2 separate regions of the Homo sapiens genome follow, and region 1 is linked to region 2. The links are chromatin loops, found by intact Hi-C in ENCODE. Cell type or tissue: chondrocyte. All regions are shown on one strand. Links, peaks and the distances in the headings refer to the core of each region. The heading gives the core; the rest is flanking DNA. Region 1 holds the start of JPH3 (junctophilin 3). Region 2 overlaps JPH3 (junctophilin 3).

Region 1 (12,066 bases), core at 254-2,753, 53 kb after region 2:
ATGGTGAGTTGTATTATTACTTCACTATATATTACAATGTAATAATAATAGAAATAAAGCACACAATAAATAGAATGCGCCTGAATCATCCCAAAACCATCCCTCAACCCTGGGCGGTAGAAAAATTGTCTTCCATGAAACAGGTCCCTGGTGCCAAAAAGGTTGGGGACCATTGGTCTAGAGGACTCACCCATTGAGGCAGATGTAAAGAGAATGGTGGTGAAACAGTTTCACTGACTGGTACAGACAAATCATTCCTCTGCCTGCCTTCGGCTGTGCACCTATGACCCCTGTTATGCTCCAAGAGAAGTGAACACACATATCCTATGGCAGGAATACACCTTAGACTTCAGAGCAACTTCTATACATCTTACTAAAGTCTCACCCTAGGCCGGGCACAGTGGCTCACACCTGTAATCCCAACACTTTGGGAGGCCGAGGCACGCAGATCGCCTGAGTTCAGTTCAAGACCAGCCTGGCCAACATGGCAAAACACTGTCTCTACTAAAACCCAAAACATTAGCCAGGTGTGGTGGTGTATGCCTGTAATCCCAGCTACTCGGGAGGCTGAGGCATGAGAATGACTTGAGCCCAGGAGGCAGAGGTTGCAATGAGCCAAGATCACTCCACTGCACTCCACCTTGGGCTACAGGGTGAGACTCCATCTCAAAACAGATAAATAAATAAATAAAAACAAAAAAATAAAGTCTCACCCCCAAACCCACCTCCACAAGCTGGGAGCTGCTCTCCCAGTTGACCAGCAGAGGATGTTACCTCAGAAGACACTCACTTCTTCAGGAAGGACTGACAGGGTAGGGGTGAAAACATAGGCAGGCATGCCAAGTGGCAGCCCTTCCTGGAGCATGGAATCCATGCACCGACTGAGTAGGACCAGGCACACTTCTTCTTTTTCTTTTGAGATGGGGTCTGGCTCTGTCAGCAGGCTGGAGTGCAGTGGCACCATCTTGGCTCACTGCAGCCTTGACCTCCGGGGCTCAAGCGATCCTCTCACCTCAGCCTCCTGAGTGGTGGGACCACAGGCGTGCAGCACCACACCTGGCTAATTTTTGTATTTTTTGTAGAGACGGGGGTCTCACAATGTTGCCCAGGCTGGTCTCAAACTCCTGGGCTCAAGTGAACCTCCCATCTCGGCCTCCCAAAGTGTTGGGATCGCAGGCGTGGCCCCCACATCTGGCACAGGCATAGGCACACTTCTGGTGGTTGAGTGTGCTGGAGGGTCCGGGACCAGGCGGTCACTGGCAAGGAGAGATGGTTTGGCTTGAAGAGGATGCCTAGAGCGAAAGTGAGTCCAGCCGTCCACCCAACCCAGGCAGGCAGCCGGGAGCGCTCTCCAAGGTGCTGAAGGGACTGCCTCTCTTCTCTCCTCCTCTCCTCTCCAGACTTGGAAGACAGCACCTTACTCAAGTTCGAGCCAGGACCCCAGTGCAGCGGTGGCTCCATCCACCGCATGGCCTCTCACAGCCATGAAGCTACCAGCGGGGGAAGCGGCCAGTCCACGGAGACACGGACCAATGTGGAAAATTCACACCAACATCACCCTCTCCTCTAGTACTCACAAGTCTTTTTGTCATCTAAGGACACAAAGGGCGTTACATTCAACATTATTAGCTCACAGTTGAGAGCTCGTCATATTTAGAGTTGTGGAGGCTTGGGGAAAACAGGAAGAAAAAGTCTTGGAAAGGAACAGCAGAGGCTCCTGCCCCCACCCCCACACTCCACCCCTTCTTGCTCTCTCCGGCTGGGTGTCCTCAGAAGAGAAGGGGTCAGAGTTCTCTCTCTCCTTCTCTGTGTCAGCTGGGGCTGCTCACTCACTACTCCAGATCGCTGCTGTAGGCGGGTGCCGGTCCTCACTCCCCGGCCAGCTCATCTCAGGATTCCTCACACAAAGCCCATCAAACGGCCTCACGGCCAACGTGGGTAGGGGTGCCCTTCAGCCACATTTGTTTCTCAGCTATAACTGGCAACAAAAAAATAGCTGTTTGCTTCTTCCTTTCTCTTTTCACCTTACGGAGCCTTTCACCACCCGCCCCCCGAAGTAGCGGAAAGAGAATCTCGGAGAAAACGCTTTCGTCTCCAACTGCTCAGGGCTTGCTTCTTGTTTCTGAAATGAGTTTCTGTTGGCATAATCTCCGCACCAATGAACCTGATTCCTTCTAACCTGGGCACTCATTTGAAAAAGAAATTACTTGTTGCATAGTCATAGTCATAGCCAAGCACAAAGCATACGCCCCATGGTAGTTTATTTTGTTGAGATGAGGGATTTTTCTCCCTAAAAGGGCACTAACAGCATAAACGTGTGTTTAAAATGGAAACGAAGCACACCACTGCCTCTGTCATCTGAGCTCCCCGTTTACAGGCCTGGTGGAGATTCAGAGTCCTTGGCCAGTGGAGAGCAAGCAAGGCCGCAAGGGCGCAGTGGCTGCGTTCTGGGGGACGGGGTGGAAAATGTCTCCGGGTGGCAGGTGTTTTGTGCGCGTGTGTGTGCGCAGGCGCCTGGGGGGATCTGAATTCCGACTGTGGGTGTGTGTGATTTGTGTGGGTTGAGGAATCTGGGCCGGTGAACGGGACCTGAGTATGAGGGGGAGAGGCTTGGGCGTGAGATGACTCATATCTTTCAGGGTGTAGGAGGGCTTATTGGAGGGGGTAACTTTCGATTCGAGGGGTTCTGTGTACACAGCACCCGAAGGAAAGATCTATACCTGTGCGGTGCAGCACCGGCATGCATGGTGGGCCTCAGGGGGCCAGGGGTCCTGGGCAGTGTATGGGTTTGCCCGTCTGTGCATGGGCATTCACCTGCAATTCTGGGCCACTGTACGCACAAGAGAACGAGAGATATAAACGAGAGGAAAGAACAGGAGGTGTTTTTGCACAGGGGCATTTAGAGAGCGACGTACCTAGCAAAGGCCCAGGCTCTGGGATGGCTGTCCTGAGTGTGACGCCTGCTGGTTCCTCCCAACCCACACCCACTGGGAGCCTCCACTTCCCAGTGTGGAAAATGAGAATAACAAGAAAATCACCCTCTAGAGGTGTAAGAATTAAGGGCTGTAATTCATTTAACACTTGCCACATGCTTGGCAGACAGTAAGTATCTAATGTTGCTATTTAACATCATTTACATGATCACCAGTCTCCTGTCCAGATGTTGGTTCTAATAATGATCATTGTAAGTGACATGCATTGCCTGGAAACTGTAATGAAAAAACTAACGGTAAATAATAATGTATGCTTACTATATTCCTGGCATAGCCACGCACACCATTCTCAATTAATCCTCACCCACCTTACAGGTATTGTTATCAACCTTTTGTAAAGATGAAGAAACAAGCTCAGAGAGGTTAAGTAATCCAACCAGGGTCACAAAACAGGGCATGTAGGGCAGGGATTCAAGCCCAGGATGCAAGCTGGGGTTGTGACTGGAAGCAAGTGTGCCTGTACCCCACACCCCCAGGCCTCACCATGCAGACGGTAGGAGCTACTCAGCTCAATCAGGGAGTACCCTAAGGGGAGGACACACCTGGAGGAGGAGGAGTTGGCACAGGTGTCCCCAGCTGAAATTCCACACCAATTCCAGCTACATGTGGAATACGCTGGCCGCTGGTGCATCATTCATGAAAATCGCCATTTCCCCAAGTCAGCGCCCAGAGCTGGGCTGAGGTTCCAGAGCTTCGCTGATGGCTGCCCAATATTCCCCCACTTCTTGTGCAAAGGAAAAGTCAGAGTGGAGCTGGGGCCATTAACTCCTTCCTCACTGCGACATGGCTGTCACCACCCACCAGTTGACTGGGAAGGAGGCATGGAGGTCTCTGCCCCATTCTGGCGATCCCCACACCCTGCAGGCTCCTTCCATGGGCTGCCTGGGGACACTCAGTGCCATAATCACCCCCTTCCCAACAGGAAGCTGGGAGCCCTCCAGAAAAGTGGCCCAGATGTCCAGGCCCGAGTCCTCAAGACCAGAAGGGTCAATTCTATTTCCTGTCATGCCATGTTGCCAACCAAAAGGGAGAGCCGGCCATGAAGCTCCCCATCTGCATCCCTGCCTGGCTTTGCTTATGGGAGAGCTAAGAACCGCATACCCCTTGAGAGGATGTTGACAATCTGGGCTTCTTCCGGCAATGTGATGCAAGAACGAGGGGGGTTTGGTCCCAGACAGATCGGGGATCCCTGCAGCCAAAGGCTGGGACTCCTGAATCACAAAGCCCGGGCCTTACTGGCCTCATCTGTAGAATGGACATGATCAGGCAGGACCACAAGGAGGGGAAGGGCTTAGGGGAGCAGGATGCTGAGGGAGCTGTCTGGCTGGAGTGGAGAGCCCAGGGAAGTGGACCTATAGAGAAAAACATCTCTCCCCTTAACCCGTCAGATCCTAAACTACACGGCCAGCCACAGAATCAGATCCTTTCTTCCCTAAAAAGTCACAACATAATCGCCGCTCCTTCTCCCTCAAATGTAAGCTCCGTGAGGGCAAAGATCTGTGTCTGCTTTGCTCAGTGTGGTTTTTCCAAAGCCTAGGACACCTGGCTGTCTGCTTTGCTCAGTGTGGTTTTCCCAGAGCCTGGCACACCTGGCTCATAGCAAACATTCCATCAGTATTTGTTGAATGAAAGAAATGATTCCTCAGGACTCTGGAGATGTCTGAGGAGCGTGGGCAGAGTGGGGTGCTCAGCCTCACCCCCAGATATTCTGAGGAGTTTCAGAGACAACGAAAGCCCTGGCTCCTCTCGTCCCCATGCCCTGCGTGAGCCCGGCCTGCACAGTCCTCCTGGAGCAGGCTCAGCCAGGAGCACCTCTGGAGGACAGGTCTGCAGAGCCTCCTGGCCAGAGCCTGGGGGTGATAGCAGCCCCTGGGCTCCAAACAGCCCAGCTGGAAGCGCCAGGCTGCCTGCCTGTCTCAGCCACCCACATCTGCTGCCCGGGCCTCCCTGTGCCTGCACGCGCGCGCACACACACACACAGGCCCACAGCCTGGAACCAAGGGAGCACCGTCTGCTCCCGCCCGGCCCTCAGCGCCCCAGGGTCAGGGAAGCTCTCCAACCTGCTCCATGAAAACAACAACGGCACAGAAAAGGCCGCCTGAGACCGGGGCTGGGCACGGCTTTGACAGGCAGGAGCATTATATAATTAACTGCCCCAGACTCCTCCTCCTCTTCGGGTAATAACGAACCCTGCTTTTCAGTTGCATAAGCCAAAATAATAATTACTCTCCAGCCCCCTGCCACTCCTGGATGTGGCCGTGGAGCAGGTGTTCCGAGCTTTCTTCATGAGACTCGGAGGCAGCGAGCGGGCGGGGAGGACTAGAGCACACGTACGCTCAGGATTTTTATTCTCGGCAGAAGCACAAGTCATTGCTGCGTCTCACTCCCTTCCCAGGCATCCATGCCTGAAACAGGCGAGCCGCCCGAGGGAGGCAGAGGACCCAGTGCCTCTGAGGATAAGCTCCCACATGGGAGTGGACTGGTCGGGGAAGCCAGTTTGTTTGGGGTCTGGCTTCCAGGAAAGGACCGGCTCCATGCGTGTCAGGTGCACTGAGGAGTGGATATCGGAGAGTCCAGGCAGGCGGGCAGCTGCAGAGCCGGCCAAGGTTCCCTGCACAGAAACCATCTTACAGCAGCAGCAGCAGCAGCAGCAGCAGCAGCAGCAGCAGCAGGCAGCTCCCTGGCTTCCGGCCCCGGCTCTGCCCCGAATGCGGTGGCATCTTAGAATGAAGGCACAGATCGATTCCCTCAACTAATGGTGAAAACGATGCAGCCACTGAAAGACGAGATTCCTGGGCTCTCACTGAGCAGATGGGCCTCCCTCCTCCCTCCAGCAGCCTGCTTCGACAGCGCTAGTCCGCGTCCAACCACCTAGAAGTGTACTGCCTGGCTGTTTTGGTTCGGGTTGGCATCCCCCGCCCCTAGCGCTCCCCATCACTCCCTTTCTCTCGGCTTGGGCAGATTCGGGGCTGAGGAAGGCCCTCGGGCGCCGCAGGAACACCAGAAGCGAAGCTGGGGCCTGATCGAAGGGCGGCCTCCAGGGTGGGGGGCAAAGCCAACAAGGGGAGGGGCCCTTCTCCCAGCCCCCTCTGCCCTTGCTGGGTTCCCCAGGGCCGCGGGCCCAGCCTGGCCCTTCCCGCAGGTCTCCGGCCTGCTGTGTCCGACGCACGGAGGCTCTGCTGGGCCCCGCCTGGCTCTGCCCCTGGAAAGCCCCCAACACCCTTCAGCTGGCACAGGGGCACTGTCCCCACCAGGCAGCGGGGCAACCTGTAGCCAGGAGCCGCCGTGGCTTCCAGGGAAGCCCGGGAAAGGCCCCTGGTGCCCACGGCCCAACCGGAGGACGCAGCTCAACTTCCCCAGAGATCCACAGAAGGGGCGCGATCGGAAGCACGTCCCTCCCGCCCCGGCCCGGCCCGGCCCGCGGCACCTACCTCCGTCCGAGTAGGTCTCGGTCCCGTAGCCGTCCTGCAGCCCGTTGCTCCAGGTCCCTTCGTATTTGGCCCCGTTGCCCGCGCACTCCCGCACCCCGTAGCGCCCCTTGAATCCGTGCGTCCACTCGCCCTTGTACACCCACTTCCCCTTGCTCTCCAGGCCGATGCCGTGGCGCTTGCCCTGCGCCCAGGTGCCCTGGTACGTGTTGCCGCTGGGCCAGGTGTAGACGCCCAGCACCTCGAAGCCGTGGCTCCACGAGCCGGTGTATTCGCCTTGGCCCTTGGGGCCGGTGCAGACGCCATGGCCGTGCGCCTTGCCGTCCTCCCAGCCTCCACAGTAGGACCCTCCGTCGTCAAAATTAAACCTGCCCCCACTGGACATGCATGTAACTCGGTTCCAGATCCCGCAAACGGTGAAAACGGACTCAGGCGATCGACACAGCAGAGTCGCGGCCGCCGGCGGCCCTGGGTCGCGAGCGTTTTCCGGAGGAGAGGAGGACGCGGCCCCGGAGCGCGGTCTCGGGCGCGGGCGGCCGCGGCGCCGGCTCCGGAGGAATTTCAGTCAATCGGGGGCGATTATTCCTTTTCGAGCTGCGCCGCGGAGCCTGACCAGCGTCTCGCGCTCCCGCTGGAGACAGGACCGGAGGGGAGGGGGAGGGGAGGAGGGAGGGAGGGGGCAGGAGCGGCGGCGGCGGGGCCCGCGGCTCCACCTCAGCGGCGAGAGGGCCCCTCGCCGGCAGCCCCGCGGGGAGGGCGCCGCGCCGAGGCCGGGCGGGGGGCAGCTCAGGCCCGGGCCGCGGCCCCCCACCTGCGGCTGCCGCGCTGCGGGCGCCCGAGGGCGGCGGCGGGGCCCGCGGGCGGCGGCGGCGGCACGGGCGGCGGCGCTGGCGGCTGCACCATATTGGGGGCCGCGGGCCGGGCGCGGGGCGGCGGCGGCAGCAGCAGCAGCAATGCGGCGGCTCGGGCGGCGGCGGCGGCGGTGGCGGCGGCGGCGTGCGCTCCGGGCCCGGCTCGCGCGCTCGGGCCGCGCGGCGCGCGCCCGCACCCCGCCCGCCCGCGCGCCCCCGCCCGCCCCCCGCCCCCCGCCCCCCGCCCCCGCCCCCGCCCCCGCCCCCGGAGCGCGGCGGTCCCAAGAGGGGCGCGGCCCAGCAGGCTAGGGCGCGGCGCGCGGGCGGGGACCCCGGGCGCCCCGCCCTCCGCGCCCCCAGCCCCGCGCTCCCCGCCCTGGGCTTCCCCGGGGCCCCCGCCGGACTGGAAACCGGGGTCCAGCCGGGGCGCCCCCGCCCCCTCCGGGAGTGGGATTTAAAGGCACAGGAACTGCGTCATGGGAAGGCGCGCAGCACTCAGGGCGCCCTCGGCCCCCTCCCGGGAGCTGGGCGGTGAGGCCTGCAGAGCAGGACCTGCCAGCTGAGCGCCCCTACCCTCGCCCCTGCCCGCCCCCGCGCCTCGCCCCTCCCGCCGGGCTCGGATCTGCCCCGCCTGCCCCTGACTCGACTGAGGCCCTTTGCAAACCACAGGTGGTTTTCTCCGGTGACAAACAATGCTTCCTTCTTCCTTCCGGGCAGCTTGGGTCCAAGAGTGGGGGGAGGGGGGCTTACCCCAGAAAACAGGGATTTGGCGAGTCCCTCTCCCCTATAAATTGAGTGAGAGTCGGGACACACGCGTGTATCTTGGAGCAAAGTCACCCGAATTCCGTGCGCCCTGCGCCCTGGCCAACAGGTAGCGCCCCCCCACTCGGGGAACGGTCGCGCTTTTGGGGAGCAAAGTGGGACCGCCATTCGGGCGTTTCTAGGTCTCTCTCCAGACATACTCTCACCCTCCGCCCCTCTTCCCACGCACAAGAGAGAGTCTGATTCTTGGATCCGAGCATCCTGGGATCCATTTAAAATGCATTTCCTGGACCATAAATCCTCAGGCAGAAGCCGGCGTCCCCAGCCCTCCTGAAATGCGTGCGGGAAATGGCAGCAGACCGGTGCAGTGGGCTGATGGGGGTGTGGAGGCTGCCCAGGGTCCTCGCTCCTGGGAGTGTGGGCCGGTGACCGCAGCGCGGTGAGCCAGAAACTGCAAGCCAGGCCTGGAGCCTGAGATTAGGACAGGAGAAGAGGTGCGATTCGGAGCCTCCAATCAGCCAGGAGCCCTGCTCAGATCTTCCCCTGTCCGAGAGAATCAGGATGGTCCCCACTCTTGGCTCACGGGGCTCTCAGAAAAATCAGCCCCTCCTGGGAGTCCCAGAGTTCAACCTCAGTCTCTTGCCTTGGGCACCAAAGCTCCCTCCCCAGAGTACCAGCAGCCAGGAGGACAGTCACCTCCTCATACACCCACTGTCAATGAGGAACATTTAGGGCGGTCGGCTTTGTTTTGTTTTGTGCAGTTACAGTGATTCATTGAGCTTTCTAGCGCTGTCTCCCTGTGCCCCTCTACAGAAGTTCTCTAAATGTCTGCGGTGGCATCATTGGACCAGCTACGTCTTGGACTTTATTGGAAGCTGCCAAATTGCTTTCCAAACACCTGGAGCAACTGACCTCTCACCCTTCAGTGTGCCTGGGTTTGTGGTTCTCTATTTCCTGGCCAGCACTGGTGTCCTCAAACTTCTGATTTTCTTTCCATTTATTTTACTTTGTTCATCTAAATGGGTATGAAATAATATCTCTGGGCTGTTTCATGTCCATGGAAATTTCTCTGTTGTAAATGTGTGGGCCAAAGGAACTGCACCTTGTCCTCAAGAGATTCGGGTCGAAACCTTGGCTCCGGGGCCCACCAGCAGTATGGCTTTGGGCAGTCACCTAATGTCCCTGAGCTCAGTTTTCTCATCTGTAAAATGGAGATGGCAGAGTTCCCATAGGGTTACCGTGGGAATTCAAAAGCTAGGCGCCCAGCACTCAGTAAGCGCTCGGGAAGTGGGAAGTAATGTTATTGGAAGCCAGCCCCCCAGGGAGGGTCATGGATTCCTGCATGGAGACACCCAGCCCTCTGCCTGTTGAAATAAACATTGCCACCACTCGTATGTTCTACTTTTCATTTCTTCCATTTTATTTCCAACCATTTTGCTGCTGAATCAGCAGCCCTCCTTCACACAAGCAGTGGATTGCAACTGAGATCCTATTGAAACACGGTGGTTGCTTCCAAGCAGTTACTGGTCAGCACCTTCCACCTTTGGCCAGTGTACACTCCGCTCCCTTGCAGTTCCAAGACCCCCACCTCCAACTGACCCTCTCTCATCTCCTGCAGTCAGTTACTCCAGCGGTGACAGGCTCTAGTCTCTGAAATGCAGATATTACAGGCATTTGTTCTGTGCAATTTGGAAATCACCGCCCTCCCGATAAAGTAGGGCTGGCAGTATTGATTTCACTTTGGAGGAAACTCTCCAAGCCTATAAACGTAGTACCACCCAGCCGTTTAAAAACAAAAACCAGGGAGAAGGGTAAAAAAGCTGTAACCCACATGTGAGCCAGGCACTAGGATGAAGACAGCACATTAGTCATCTCATGGACTCAGGTGATTTGGAATTACACTCTCCTTTTTAAAAGAATCACTTTTCCCCACCAACGTAAAGTGCCTTGCCAGAGGGAAAATAATGACTGGGCAGGATTCGAGCCCAAGTCTGCCTGGCCTTCCAGCCTGCACCCTTTCTGGCCTCCAGGCATGGGTCCTTGCTGTCTCTTTTGCCTGGTGCCTCTTCCCATGACAGTAGAGCTTTCTGGTCTCAGCTCCAGAGAGGCTTCCTGACTAGTGCAGAAAGAAAGCTCCCCCTGCATCCCCACAAAAGCCTATTAATCTCCTTCAAAGAACTGAGCCACGATCAACTTATCTGTGCTTGCCTTCTTGTCTTTGCCTGTGTTTACCATAACACTGTGAAATGTCCACAAGATCCCCCATTCCACGTGATCTTCTTCCAGTGTGGTGTTGACACCCCTCCTGTTGAGGGAGTGCTTTGGGGGAGCAAAGTGGGACTGCCATTTGGGCGTTTCTAGGTCTCTGTTGAGAGGTGGGCTCTGCATTCCCTTCCCCTGAATCTGGGCCAGTGTGTGATTATCACAGAAGTGACAGGATGTGACTTCAAAGGTCAGTTCATAAACAGCAACACAGCTTCTGCCTCATGCTCTTGGGGTGCTCAAGCTTGGAACCAAGTTGCCATGATGTAAGGAAGCTCAAGCAGCCCCTGGACGTGCCAACAAGGAGAGATACAGGGTCCTCCAACCCACAGCTCCAGCCAGACTCCCAGCCAGCAGCCAGCAGCATTTGACAGCCATAAAAGTGTACCATCTTGAAAGTAGACCCTCCAGACCCCAGGCAGGTCACCCCAGCTAAAGCCACATGCAGCTGAGACAAGCGTTCCCCATCACATCTTGTCAGAATTTCAATTTTCTGAAAAAAAAAAAAAAAAAAAAGAAGATTGTTGTTTTAAGCCAGGCATCACACAAACCATAACCCAGAGGCCAAATCTAGTCCACTGCCTATTTTCATAAACAGAATTTCACTGAAGCACAACCATGGCCATTCATTTGTGTGTCTAGAGTGGCTTTTACACTGCAACATAAGAGTGGAGTCGTTGTGACAGACACCATATAGCCTACAAAGCCTAAAATATTTACCATCTTGTTCTTTACAGAAAACGTTTACCACTTTTTGCTCACGGGGCTCTCAGGAAAATCAGCCCCTCCTGGGAGTCCCAGAGTTCAACCTCAATCTCTTGGCTTGAGCACCAAAGCCGCCTCCCCAGAGTACCAGCAGCCAGGAGGACAGTCACCTCCTCATACACCCACTGTCAATGAGGGACATTTAGGGCGGTTGGCTTTGTTTTGTTTTCTGCAGTTACAGTGATGCAGTGAGCTTTCTAGCACTGTCTGCCTGTGTATTAGTCTTCAAGGGCCGTCATAACAAAATACCGCAGACTGGGTGACTTCAACAACAGAAATGTCTTATTGTTTTTGAGGCTAAAAGTCCAAGATCAAGTTTCTGGCTGATTCAGTCCCTGGTGAGAGTTCTCTGCCCAGCTTGCAGATGGCCACCTTCCCACTGTGCCACGACCCAAGCCTCTCTCTTTTACTGGGCCCTACATCTCTGCTCTCAGCCAGCCTGCCTTATGTTTCTGCCCTCCATAGACCAGCTTTCTCTGCTGCAATCTGCTCTTCCCATCCTAACAGTCACTAACCTGGACTCTGGAGATCCTGATTCCTGAGTCTTAGGAGAGACATTCAGCCTGGGTCAGGTGTCTCTTTCTGACTCGATTAGCTGTGGTCAAGTAGTGGGGTCCAGGGTCCTCCCTTGTGATGGCAGAAAGATATGATCAGCATTTCTAGTACAAGTAGAGGAAGCAAACTGAGCCAAAAATTGGGATATGGGGTCTGTCGATAAGACATGATTTAACATTGAGAATGGAAGAGCTTTGAAAAAATGTTGAGCATGATTTTACTTCCTTACTTACTAAGATCTAGAACTATCCATGACTCCAGATAGCACTGTTACTGGTCATTCAATTTCCAGATGAAGATAATTATGAAAAGAGAGGTGGGAGGAAGGAAGAAGAGGGGGATAAAGCAGAAGTAATTTGGATGGATTAGCAAGAAGGAAAAATAAACTTTGTGATGGTGATGATGATATAAAGGATAGTGAAGATGATGATGTGTTAGTGATGATGATGG
Region 2 (10,824 bases), core at 8,149-10,648:
CAGTGCTGTCCCCGCCGGGTCCCTGAGGACCGGGGCTGTGCGGTACCCTGCGTCCCATCCGCAGTGTGTGGCACCCAGTGGGTGCTCCAGAGATTTGCCTGAAGAGTGCCTGGAGGAAAGGTGGATCGCACAGCCCAGGCATGGGCTTGGAAGGATAACCAACAGGAGGCTGGGCCTGGGGAGAGGGACAGGCCGCTCACAGGGACAGGTCCTGTCCCGCAGTCCACTGCTTGGATCCTGGTGCCCAGTGCAGTGCCATTGATAGAATAATCGGTGGCAAGTCCAGGCTGGACCACAGGGAGCAGCAGGGGCGTCAGTCAGGCCTGGCCGGGAGAACCTCCCCACCCACCCTGCAGAGGCCACACGTGGGTTTGCTTCTCCCAGGACCCTGGTGACAGGATGAACAGAGGCTAAGGTTGTTTGCAGGAGGCACCACCATTCTGACACATTCCAGCAATGCTGGTGGCTGCGGCTGACTCCCCACAGACCCCCACCCTCGCTGCTGGGCTCCGAGGGTGCAACAGTTGCCCACATCGGCCGGTGCAGACCCCGCCTCACCCTCTGCTCCTGAGGGGTGGGGGAGTCTCCGTCAGGGCCTTGGGGGTCTAGGAAACAGCTGCCTCAAGGGCACCGTGGAATCCCCACGCCTGTGTCCCTACCTGTGAATGGAAGGATGAAGGCAGAGCTCCCACAGCCTCGGGACGCAGCCTCGGATTACCCCCGCCCCCACGGCTGGAGCTGACACAGGCGGGCAGGCACACCCACGGCCTCTGAGCCCCATGTGCAGTCCGGCCCTCACCGAGAGAGGCCGGCCGGCTGCTGCAACCTCTCTGCTCCTCCGGTCCCCTAACACACAACGGAGGGCCTGAGAGTCCATCCACACTGGCTGCCTGCAGGCCGCACTCACGTCAGCAGTGACTGCTCTTGGACTTCCTGTCCTTCGTTCCTCTTTTTCTGCCTGGGTCCAGCTTGGCTTTCATCTCCCTACGGGGTCCTGCCTCCCGCTCTGACCAGGCGGCCCTCACACTGTCCCGGCCTCCACCCCACACGCCAGGCCTCTCTCACTGCTGTGGAAACTCACCATGGGGCAGACAGGGAGCTCTCACCGCGGGCCACTGACCCACGTCTGCACTCCCATGCTTTCTGTCGTGAGCACCGTGCTAGGGTCACCCCAATTCACAGAAGCACACTGAGGCTCAGAGGCTGCCAGGCAACGTGTCCAAGGTGACAGACAAGTGGCCAGAGGGGACGGAACCCCAGGCGTGTGTTGCAGAGACCTGCTCTTCCCTCCTGTGAGACAGCACTAGGCTTTTAGCCTAAAGATGGCCAAGTCTCCTTCCTTTTCTCACCCCTCCCAAGTCAGGCATGGAGGAGCCCAGACATCCCATCTGGGATTTCAGCCTCACTCAGCAACCCCATCCTACCCAGCAGGCAAGCATCCTGAACCCCAAATCCCACTAACATGCAGATTCCTGCAGGACTCGGGGCTGACCAGGGACTTTTTAGACCACCTGGCCCTAGAGCAGACCAATGCCTGCACCTCCCCTGCAGAGAACACTGCTGTGAGGACCCAGGATCCAAAGTGGTGCAAGAGGGAAGGCCCGCCACGCCTCCACGCCCCTGTGCCACCGGGAGATGCAGCGGCGATTTCCTTACTAATTCTCAGTGCTCCAAGGGCAGGGCTACCACAGGCCTCGCCTCGCAGGACCTCCGAGAAGATTAACGAGATGTTTGTAATGCGTGTGCAGCTACCTGGAGCCCACGTGGAGGCGAGGGAGAGGAGATCCACGGAGCACGGCCTCCGGGACAGCCGGAGGGGGTGGGAGCTGGGGGTAGGGCTGTCTGGGTCCCAGTTAGGGCTCCACAGGGACATCCCTCCCCATTTTCACTGTGGGGACAGTGGAGGAGGCAGTGTCTGGAATCCAGTTCTTTGGCCTGTGATGGTGTGAGCACCAGGGCTGGGAGCTGGGCAGGAAAGGCCCCATTTAGAGACTGACAGCAATGGAACCAGATGAGGTATCTGGCCAGACTCCGCCAAGAAGAGCAGGCACACGACCTAACACTCAGCAAGCTCCACCCGTGCCCTGGCTCAGCTCATTTAATTCCCACCGGACCCTTGGCAAGGACAGGTGATTTTCTCCCATTTATAGAAGAGGAAACTGCATTTGGTGTAACAGATGCAGGATGAGTGTGACGGGCCACGCCATGCCGAGTGAAGCTTCTCCTTAACAGGGAGGCATGAAGGCTCAGTGAAGGGAACTGACTCACCCAAGTTCCCGTGAGTAGGGCCAGGATTTGAACAGGATCTGGAAAGGGCGTCTGCGGAGAGGTGAGGGACACAAGCCTGGGAACTGCCTTCAGGCTACACAGAGAAGGGACAGGCCCAGATGTAACCCCCAAACATGGACCACGAAAAACAAGAGACAGCAGCGCTGCTGTCAGACGCATGTGCCGGCTCCGGCCTCCAGATCCAGCAGCCGCGCAGGGCTGGTGAAGAGGCCAGAGCTTCCCAGAGGACCCGGAGCGGCTGGAGGGGCAGGGAGAGGAAGGAGGAACAGGCTCAGGCAGGGCAAGACACCAAAAGTTGGCCCACGGAGCCGGGCGCTGCGCTCTGCTCATCACGGTAGTCAGAGGATGCGGGATCCCCAGGGCAAACCAGCCAGATCGACGAAGCCAGAAGATAAGTTTCTGAAGCCACAGAGCCTGTTCAGAGCCGGTGTGCGCTCAGGATTTGCAGGTGGAATCAGAGTGTCCACCAAGGGCAGGGGCCTGTGCACGCGCCACAGGCTCAACACAGCCCAATGGCAGCCATGGCCTGGAGCTAGGAACGGGTTTTGCATTTTAAAGGGGTTGTAGGAAAAACAAAAACAAAACAAAACAAAACAAAACAAACAAAAACAGACAGAGAAGAGTATGTGACTTAGACTACAGGGCCAGCAAAGCCTAAAATACTCTCTAGTCCTTGACAGAAAAAGTGTGTTGATCCTACACCAGGGGAAGCTCCGGGAGGCCAGGATCTAACCCCTTCATCTTCAAGGCCCAGAGAGGGGTGGGACGTTGCCCAAGACCCCCCGCTGTCACAGGTGAGGACTAAGACCCAGGTGTCCCAATGCCAGGCCCTGCCTGTCATGCTGTCCTGTGCCCGTGAACCCACCTGGCCCCCAAAGACCAGATAAAGGGTCCTCACGCTCCCGACTTCAGCTTAGGGTGGGGCAGGAGTTCCTTCTGTCTTTCTGAACAGGGCTGGGGAAGTCGGGCGGCAGACAGAAGGACGATTGTTCGGATCAGAGCATGACACAGTCTCCACTGCCTGTGCTTGGCAAAGACAGTCAGCTGAATGGTGGCCCCTAACAAGGTAGGTCCACGTCCTAATCCTCAGAATATTCCATTCACGTCGGGAAAAGCATCTCTGCAGATGAGATCAAGGTACGGCTCTTGAGAAGAGGGCATCCTCGGTTATACAGGTGGGCCCTAATGCAATCACAGCTGTGCTCAGGACGGGGCAGAGGGAGCTAAGAGACAGAGAAGGAGAGGCCACGTGACGAGGGAGACAGCAGCAACAAGTGACGTGGCCACTCCAGGGAGGCCGGCAGCCCCCAGAAGCCGGAAGGGACCCTCCCCAGAGGCTGCAGAGGGGGCACGGCCCTGCCACACCCTCGTCTCGAGCTTCTGCCCGGAGCTGGGGGACTGCGTTTCTGTGTTTAAGCCTCCGGTTTTGTGGTGCTTTGTCATGGAAGCTGTAGGAAGCTGATATGGTCATGGAGGGGGCACACAGGCCCAGGAGCCGACGGCCTGGGTTCAGATCCCAGCCCTGCCAAGCTCCCACTCGGTGACGAGGCAGGCTGCTAGGCCTCTGTGGCCTCTGTTTCCCCATCTATAGAATGTAGGCAACAATACTGCTCACCTCACAAGGGTACAGGGACAGCTAAATTAGGGGTTCTCTTATATTAGACATTATCCATCAGGTGGCCATGCACCGTGGCTCATCCTGTAATCCCAGCACTGTGGGAGACCAAGGCAGGAGGGGGTCTGGAGAACCCAGAGCACCAGGCCAGCCCCTCTCTGGCTTGAGCCCAGGAGTTTGAGACCAGCCTGACCAACATAGGGAGACCCCTATCTCTACAAAAAAATTTTAAAGAAAATTAGTAAGGCATGGTGGTGCACACCTGTAGTTGCAGCTGCTTAGGAGGCTAAGGTGAGAGGCTCACTTGAGCCCAGGAATTTGAGGCTGAAGTGAGCCATGACTGCGCCACTGTACTCCAGCCTGGGCAAAAGAGCAAGACCCTGTTGCCAAGGGAAAAAAAAAAAAATAGGCCAGGCGCGGTGGCTCATGCCTGTAATATAAGCACTTTGAGAGGTCGAGGGGAGCGGATCACCTGAGGTCAGGAGTTCTAGACCAGCCTGACCAACATGATGAAACCCTGTCTCTACTAAAAATATAAAAATTAGCTGGGCATGGTGGCAGGTGCCTGTAATCCCAGATACTTGGGAGCCTGAGGCAGGAGAACTGCTTAAATCAGGGAGGCAGAGGCTACAGTGAACCAAGACCATGCCGCTGCACTCCAGCCTGGGCAATGAGCGAAACTCTGTCTCAAAAAAAAAAAAAAGAGAAAAAAAGAAGTACCTGTTATTTACCTGATATTCACATATGATGGGGCATCCTGCACTACCATTTGCTGATCTGCCCCATGGATCGAGCGGGCCTCTGCACACCCTGGTTTAGTACCTGGTGAGGAGGTGCCAGCTGCGACCAGGCTGAGGTTGGCAGAAGCCAGCCAGCTACCTGGGGGGCAGCGATGGGAACTGACTTCAAAGCTGAGGACAGGGCTGTGTCCCAGGGACCAGTGTTCCAACCAGGGACAGAACATTCTGGGAAGCAAAGGTCTTTGCCCCATCGGCCTCATCAAAGAGGGAGAGGGATGGGCTGGGGAAGGAGGCTGGGTCTGACGGAAGCCAGACTCGGGGCAGCCGGGAGGAAGAGGGGGCAGTTCTAGACCATGCTGAGCCGTGGTTGTTGAGTGCCTCTCCTAGGCCTGCTCCCACCCCCAGCTTCCTAGGACCCTCACCTGCAAGTGAGGCCAGGCCTTAGAGCTATGTGGGGCATGGGGCTGGGAGCGCCACGCCTCTAGGCCTGTCTCAGCATCTGTGAGGTGGGGCTCACCCCACAATGTTGGGGGGCCTTGGGAGGCTCAGAGGAGGTTGTTCCCTCAGAGCTCGGGTCCCAGAATCACGATTCTCCAAAGATTACTCCTACAGACCTAAAGCACTAAGCAAAGTGCGGGGTCCGGGGTCAGCAGGTCACAGCGGGGCTGGGCCGGTGCTGTCGGTTCTCCAGGGTGACCTGGCTCAGACCCTACCCCAAGACCCTGCACAATGGGGAGAAACCAAACCCGGGGAAGCCAGCCCACGCAGGGGCTTTGCAATGGGAGCCCCCGATATAACAGCAGGTCCCGGGCAGCCAATCGGCTCAGGGGTCCCGGATGGGAAAAGCCTGTGAGCTCACCCTGGGGAGAAGGTTCTAGTTTGGCTTCTCCGCCCAGGGGCAGGCCAGTGATCTCCCCCATAAAGACTGTGGTGCTCATGACCTCCCTCCCTGGAGTCAAAGGGATGAGCTCCGGCAAGGAAGAGGGCCGGATGGTTCCTGTTTATCCGTTCAAGGAGCACCGACCATTTGTCAAACGGGAGCAAACAGATGGTGGAGACGCCTCCTGCTCTGAAGATGCACATGGTTTTGTGTGGTGGCGGTTTCAGGGGACAGGCAAATGCGCTGGGCAGGGGCCAGGTTCACCCTGGAGATGCACTGGTGACCTGGGTCCTCATGACGCTTCCTTGGGCCTCTGCATACAGGTCTTGCTCTGCCACCTGCTAGCTGGGACCCTGGGCAAGTCACACAGGCCCCGGGGCCTCCATGTTTCCACATGTGAGCTGTGGGTCATACACCCACACCCCCACACCGCAGCAAGGATAAGGAGGGCCAGTGGCCTTCACTCCGGGGTGGCTCACCGTGGAGCTCCTGTTCCACCCTGGCCCCAGCCTCCACTCGCCGAGGAGACGGACGAATTATTACTATTTTTTGCGACGGAGTTTCACTCTTGTTGCCCAGGCTGGAGTGCAATGGCGCGATCTCGGCTCACTGCAACCTCCGCCTCCCAGGTTCAAGCAATTCTCCTGCCTCAGTCTCCTCAGTAGCTGGGATTACAGGCGCATGCCACCACGCCCGGCTAATTTTTGTATCTTTAGTAGAGACAGGGTTTCACCATGTTGGCCAGGCTGGTCTCGAACTCCTGACCTCAAGTGATCCACCCACCTCAGCCTCCCAAACTGCGTGAGCCACCGCGCCTGACGGGCCATATGATTTTTTTTTTTTTTCAGACAGAGTCTCATTCTGTCGCCCAGGCTGGAGGTGCAGTGGCGCAATCTCGGCTCACTGCAAGCTCCGCCTCCCGGGTTCACGCCATTCTCCTGCCTCAGCCTCCCATGTAGCTGGGACTACAGGCGCCTTCCACCACGCCCAGCTAATTTTTTATATTTTTAGTAGAGACGAGGTTTCACCGTGTTAGCCAGGATGCTATCAATCTGCTGACCTCGTGATCCACCCGCCTCGGCCTCCCAAAGTGCTGGGATTACAGGCGTGAGCCACCGCGCCCAGCTGGCCATATGATTTTTAACCCCTGAGTACTTCAGCGCATATTTCCTCAAAACAAGGCCATTCCCTCACATGAGCACAGAAGAGTCGATTCCACCACAACTCGACGTCTGCATTCCTAGAAATCACTGCATGCAAAACCGCACAGTCAAAACCACAGGGCTTGTTGGGGAATGGGGTTAGGGAAAGGGCACTCAAAACAGACAGAAACCCTAATAAAAACGGCAGCACAGCTTCACATGTCAAGGGGTTCAGAGACACATTAACACGGCACTTGGGCTTGAAAACGCTGTAAGTTTACCGAGGGAGGTGGGCTGGAGAGCTGGTGCAGAGTGGCAGAGACGGGGCAGTGGAGACGGGGAAGTTGTGCCCTGACGAGGATGGGGTCCCTGGGGCGGCTGGGGCTGTGTGAGGTGCGTATGCATCCTATGTGTTCCTATGTGAACACAGGTGCATCAGGCCAGCTGGGGGCAGTGGCTGTGTTCACCCAGTGCTTCTGGTGGGTGAAATCTCACAAAGGAAAACGGGAAACTTGTGTTATCTTGAAACTGTTCCCTGATATATCAATCATGCTGGAACCAACTCTCATTTTCAAAACAAGCTTTGTAGCAAAACCGACTGTCCAACTCTATCAAGAAATTAACCTTGGCCAGGCACAGTGGCACATGCCTATAATCCCAGTAGTTTGGGAGGCCAAGGCAGGTGGAGCACTTGAGGTCAGGAGTTTGAGACCAGCCTGACCAACGTGGTGAAGCCTTGTCTCTACTAAAGATACAAAAATTAGCTGGACACGTGGCACAGGCCTGTAGTCCCAACTACTTGGGAGGCTGAGGCAGGAGAATTGCTTGAACCTGGGAGGCGGAAGTTGCAGTGAGCCGAGATTGTGCCACTGCACTCCAGCCTGGGTGACAGGGCGCGACTCCATCTCAAAAAAAAAAAGAAAGAAATTAACCTTGAAACAATACAACCAGGAAATCTGTAGCCCTGGATCAAAACTTGCCGACTTATCCTGCCAACCCAACATGGCGTTTTTATGGTCCAAAGAGACAGGCTGGTGCCCAACAGCATGTGACGGCTGAGATTAGTGAGCTCAGGGCTTACCAACCAGGCAGCAGCAGCCCCGAAGGGGTGCTGGAAGTCCGTGAAAGGAGCCGGTGCTTTTCCCTGCAGGCAGTGGAAGGCCTGAAAGGTTTCAGGTAGGGAGGGCCATCCCAGGTCCCAGGCTGCCCCCTGGAAGGTGGATTTCACAGGGAGACAGACGGAAGAGGTTGCAACCCTGCGTGGGGGCTGAGGAGGGTCTGAGCTACATTTTAACTTCAAGATGAGCCAGAGGAAAGCAGCCTGCCAGTCAAGCCCCCAAGGCAGGTATGCACTTCTCCCAAACTCTCCGCATGGCTCAGCGGGGACTGGGGTCCATGGCCGGGACAGACTCTGGAGGGGCCACCAGGGGGCCAGGAAAGGAGGGCAGAGCCTCACTCAAGCCTGGTTCTCCCGCCTCATCCACCCCAAAGACCCTTGACCCCAAAACGAACATCCTGGAAAACAAATCAGGACACTACACCCAATTCCACTATAAACAACCACAAAATAAACCCAGGCCCTTATGCTGACGGTGCTAAAAAAAAAAAATCAGACGCGAGCCTAGTGAAGTCAGGCAGAGGGGAAAATCCGGCTGTCCTTTTGGTTTTGGTTTTGGGAGATGCAGAATGTGCTGCTGACAGAAACCATTCATTCGGCGCCCACTGACCCTTAAACATCGACAGAGTACACCGGGTTCCTCACACTCACCTCCCCAGGCAGAGGGGCTGCTATCTCGGCAGCGTAGGATATCTTGCCTCAAGTCACAGAGAAACAGCAGCAGAGCCCAGGCTCTGGGACCGGCGCTTCGGGATGTCCCTGTGCCCAGGGCAGGCAGGGGAGGCCTACGGATCCCTCTTGAGGGATGACCGTAGGTACAGAAAATAAAAGGTGAGGGGTTACAAGGGAAACCAAGTATTTTGAAATGTTAAATTCCTTAAAAATCAAATTTGTGAGACAACCATGCATAGCCGCCTGAATTAACATACTAAATAACAGGACGAATCTGTGAGCGTAAAATCAACTGCCACTCAGGAGTAGTGGTGGCGTACGTGCCCCTCAGCAGATGGGACGTGAGTGTGAGGCAATGAAATACCCCAGGCTTCCTGCTGGGGGCCAAGGCCCTGGCTTCGTAATTGGGGAAATGCTGAGTTGCACCCAGAGGCAGTGAAAACCACAGCATTGTATGTTCCCCTTCTAAGTCGAAGCCCCATGAATTCTCTCCCCGCCCCGTGGCGGCCTGCGGGGAACTCTCCGAGGTGCTGACCCTGCTCTTGGACGGGTCTTTGCTCTTGGACAGGGCTGTCCCGTGACTCTTCGTCTCTGAGCAGACATGGCTGGCCTTCCGGATAAAGTGGGGTGTGTTCTCGGCTCTCCCCCAGTCAGACCCTCGGCTGTTTCATCCCCCAGCCTCCCTGGACAGTCACACATGGTGGTGACCTACAATGTCGACCCCTCCCCAGTCCTGGACCCCCAAAGTCCAGCCCATGCTCAGAGCGGGAGGCTTTGCTCCCCCTAAAGAGAGTCCACTGCTATCTGCAGATGCAAAGGGCAGGCCCAGAGGAGAGCGTGGTCAGCAGAAACACAGCCCTCAAAGATGTCCCTGTTTTGATCCCCAGAACCCGTCTGTGAATGTGTCCCCTTATGTGGCAAAAGGGACTTTGCAGATATGACTGAGTTAAGGATCAGGAAAGAGAGAGATGACCCTGGATTATCTGGGTGGATAATCAGATGACCCCGAACCACAAGGGTCCTTGTAAGAGGGAGGCAGGAGGTCGGAGAGGAGAGGAGAGGCTGCCCCGCTGGCTCTGAAGGTGGAGGAGGGACCTCGAGCCAAGGAACGCAGGCGGCCTCTGGAAGCTGGGAAAGGCAAGGAACACATTCTCCCTGGAGCCTCCAGAAACTTATGTATTATAAATTTCGTGTTTAGACTTGGGTCCCATCCTCACGATATCTCATTATGTGCATACAAATATTCTACAACTTAAAGCCAAGATCCGAAACACTTCTGATCCCAGTCATTTCAGATAAGGGATTCTCACAGCCTGTACCATTGTCATTCCACTGGACAGATGAGAAAACTGAGTCTTGGAGGAACCATGATAGGCTATGAGAGATCCACTTGGATGTGTCCTGGATGGCATGGGACTCCCATAACTGGGTGGAGCTGTTTGTCTCCAGCCTTATATGGATGGCCCAAGAGGAGGTGCCCCCTCCTACAGACTAGCACAGTGAGGCTCAGACAGGCGATATGACAGTGTGATTGGGGGTCCATCTGTGGAAGAGGCAGCTGGTGGGGAGGCAGAGACTCACCTGTCCACTGCGAGGTGCGGCTTTGCCCCGAGCTGTGGCTTCCTCTACAAAACGGGGAGACTGGGAGGGCTGCAGTGACTACAACGGACATGTGCCAGACCCTGGTGTACTGGTCTGTGCTATCCCAGGACAGAAGCATGAGCAGTGGCGCCCAGTCCAGCCTGTGGCCTCTGGTGGGGGTGGGCAAAAGGGGAGCACGGAACCGAATTAGCTTGGCCACTTGGGGACAGAGCCCTGGGAGAGGCTCTCTGGGGAGGCCCCTTTCACTCCAGCCCTACAGCAGGGCTGGGACTCAATCCCAGGAAACCTCACTCCCAGGAAGTCCTCTGTGCCCTCCCTGCAGCCCCCTCTGTCCACCTGAGACAGTTTCAAAGCATCTGCTCTGGGGAAAAGCTCAACTCTCTGAAACAGAATCCAGGGAGAGTCTTTCTCAGAGGGACGCCATTGGCCTGCAAAGTTCTCTCCGTATTACTGAGACGCACAGCTAGTCCCTGTGCACTGCCGTCTCTCCCCAGGCTCGGAGGCAGGTCCTGTCCTCAGCTCCCCTTTACAGATGAGGAAACTGAGGCACAGGGAGGTGACGCTGCTTTCCCAGGGTTTCCAGGTGGCAGGGCTGGGGCTTGGTACCCCCGACCTCCACACTAGGAGTGACAGGGACAAGGAAAGGAATCCCCTTCACAGCAGAGCTCAACGGGCCCAGAAGGGACGGAGCAGGGCCATGCTATCCCTCTCCAGACAGCAGCTGCTAGATGCCTAATCCCCAGGCTGGGGGAGGGAACCTGGGAGGG

What was found. Peaks named below come from ENCODE experiments on the same cell type or tissue, not always from the same donor. Only the 100,000 strongest peaks of a DNase experiment are listed, where the experiment ranks them.
Region 1: a loop joins it to region 2, with 3 times the contacts of the local background. A loop is called at or near these places in 4 of 110 quality-filtered maps.

Annotation. Positions count from the first base shown.
Region 1 is chr16:87,597,887-87,609,952 of GRCh38, reverse strand. JPH3 (junctophilin 3) reads right to left here and starts at 7,445. Exons shown (of 5, transcript NM_020655.4): 1 at 6,425-7,445. The coding sequence starts at 6,806. It overlaps LOC124903750 (a long non-coding RNA gene), which reads left to right and starts at 7,770. Exons shown (of 2, transcript XR_007065172.1): 1 at 7,770-7,941; 2 at 8,848-9,428. RefSeq lists a silencer at 1,263-1,463 and an enhancer at 8,344-8,906. In chondrocyte, for the core only: no CTCF peak of the experiment used is centred there; a DNase peak (open chromatin) is centred at 1,342.
Region 2 is chr16:87,659,877-87,670,700 of GRCh38, reverse strand. All of the region lies in intron 2 of JPH3 (junctophilin 3), which reads right to left. Among named protein-coding and RNA genes, the nearest start is that of JPH3, 63 kb to the right of the region's middle. RefSeq lists an enhancer at 7,386-8,336. In chondrocyte, for the core only: no CTCF peak of the experiment used is centred there; no DNase peak of the experiment used is centred there.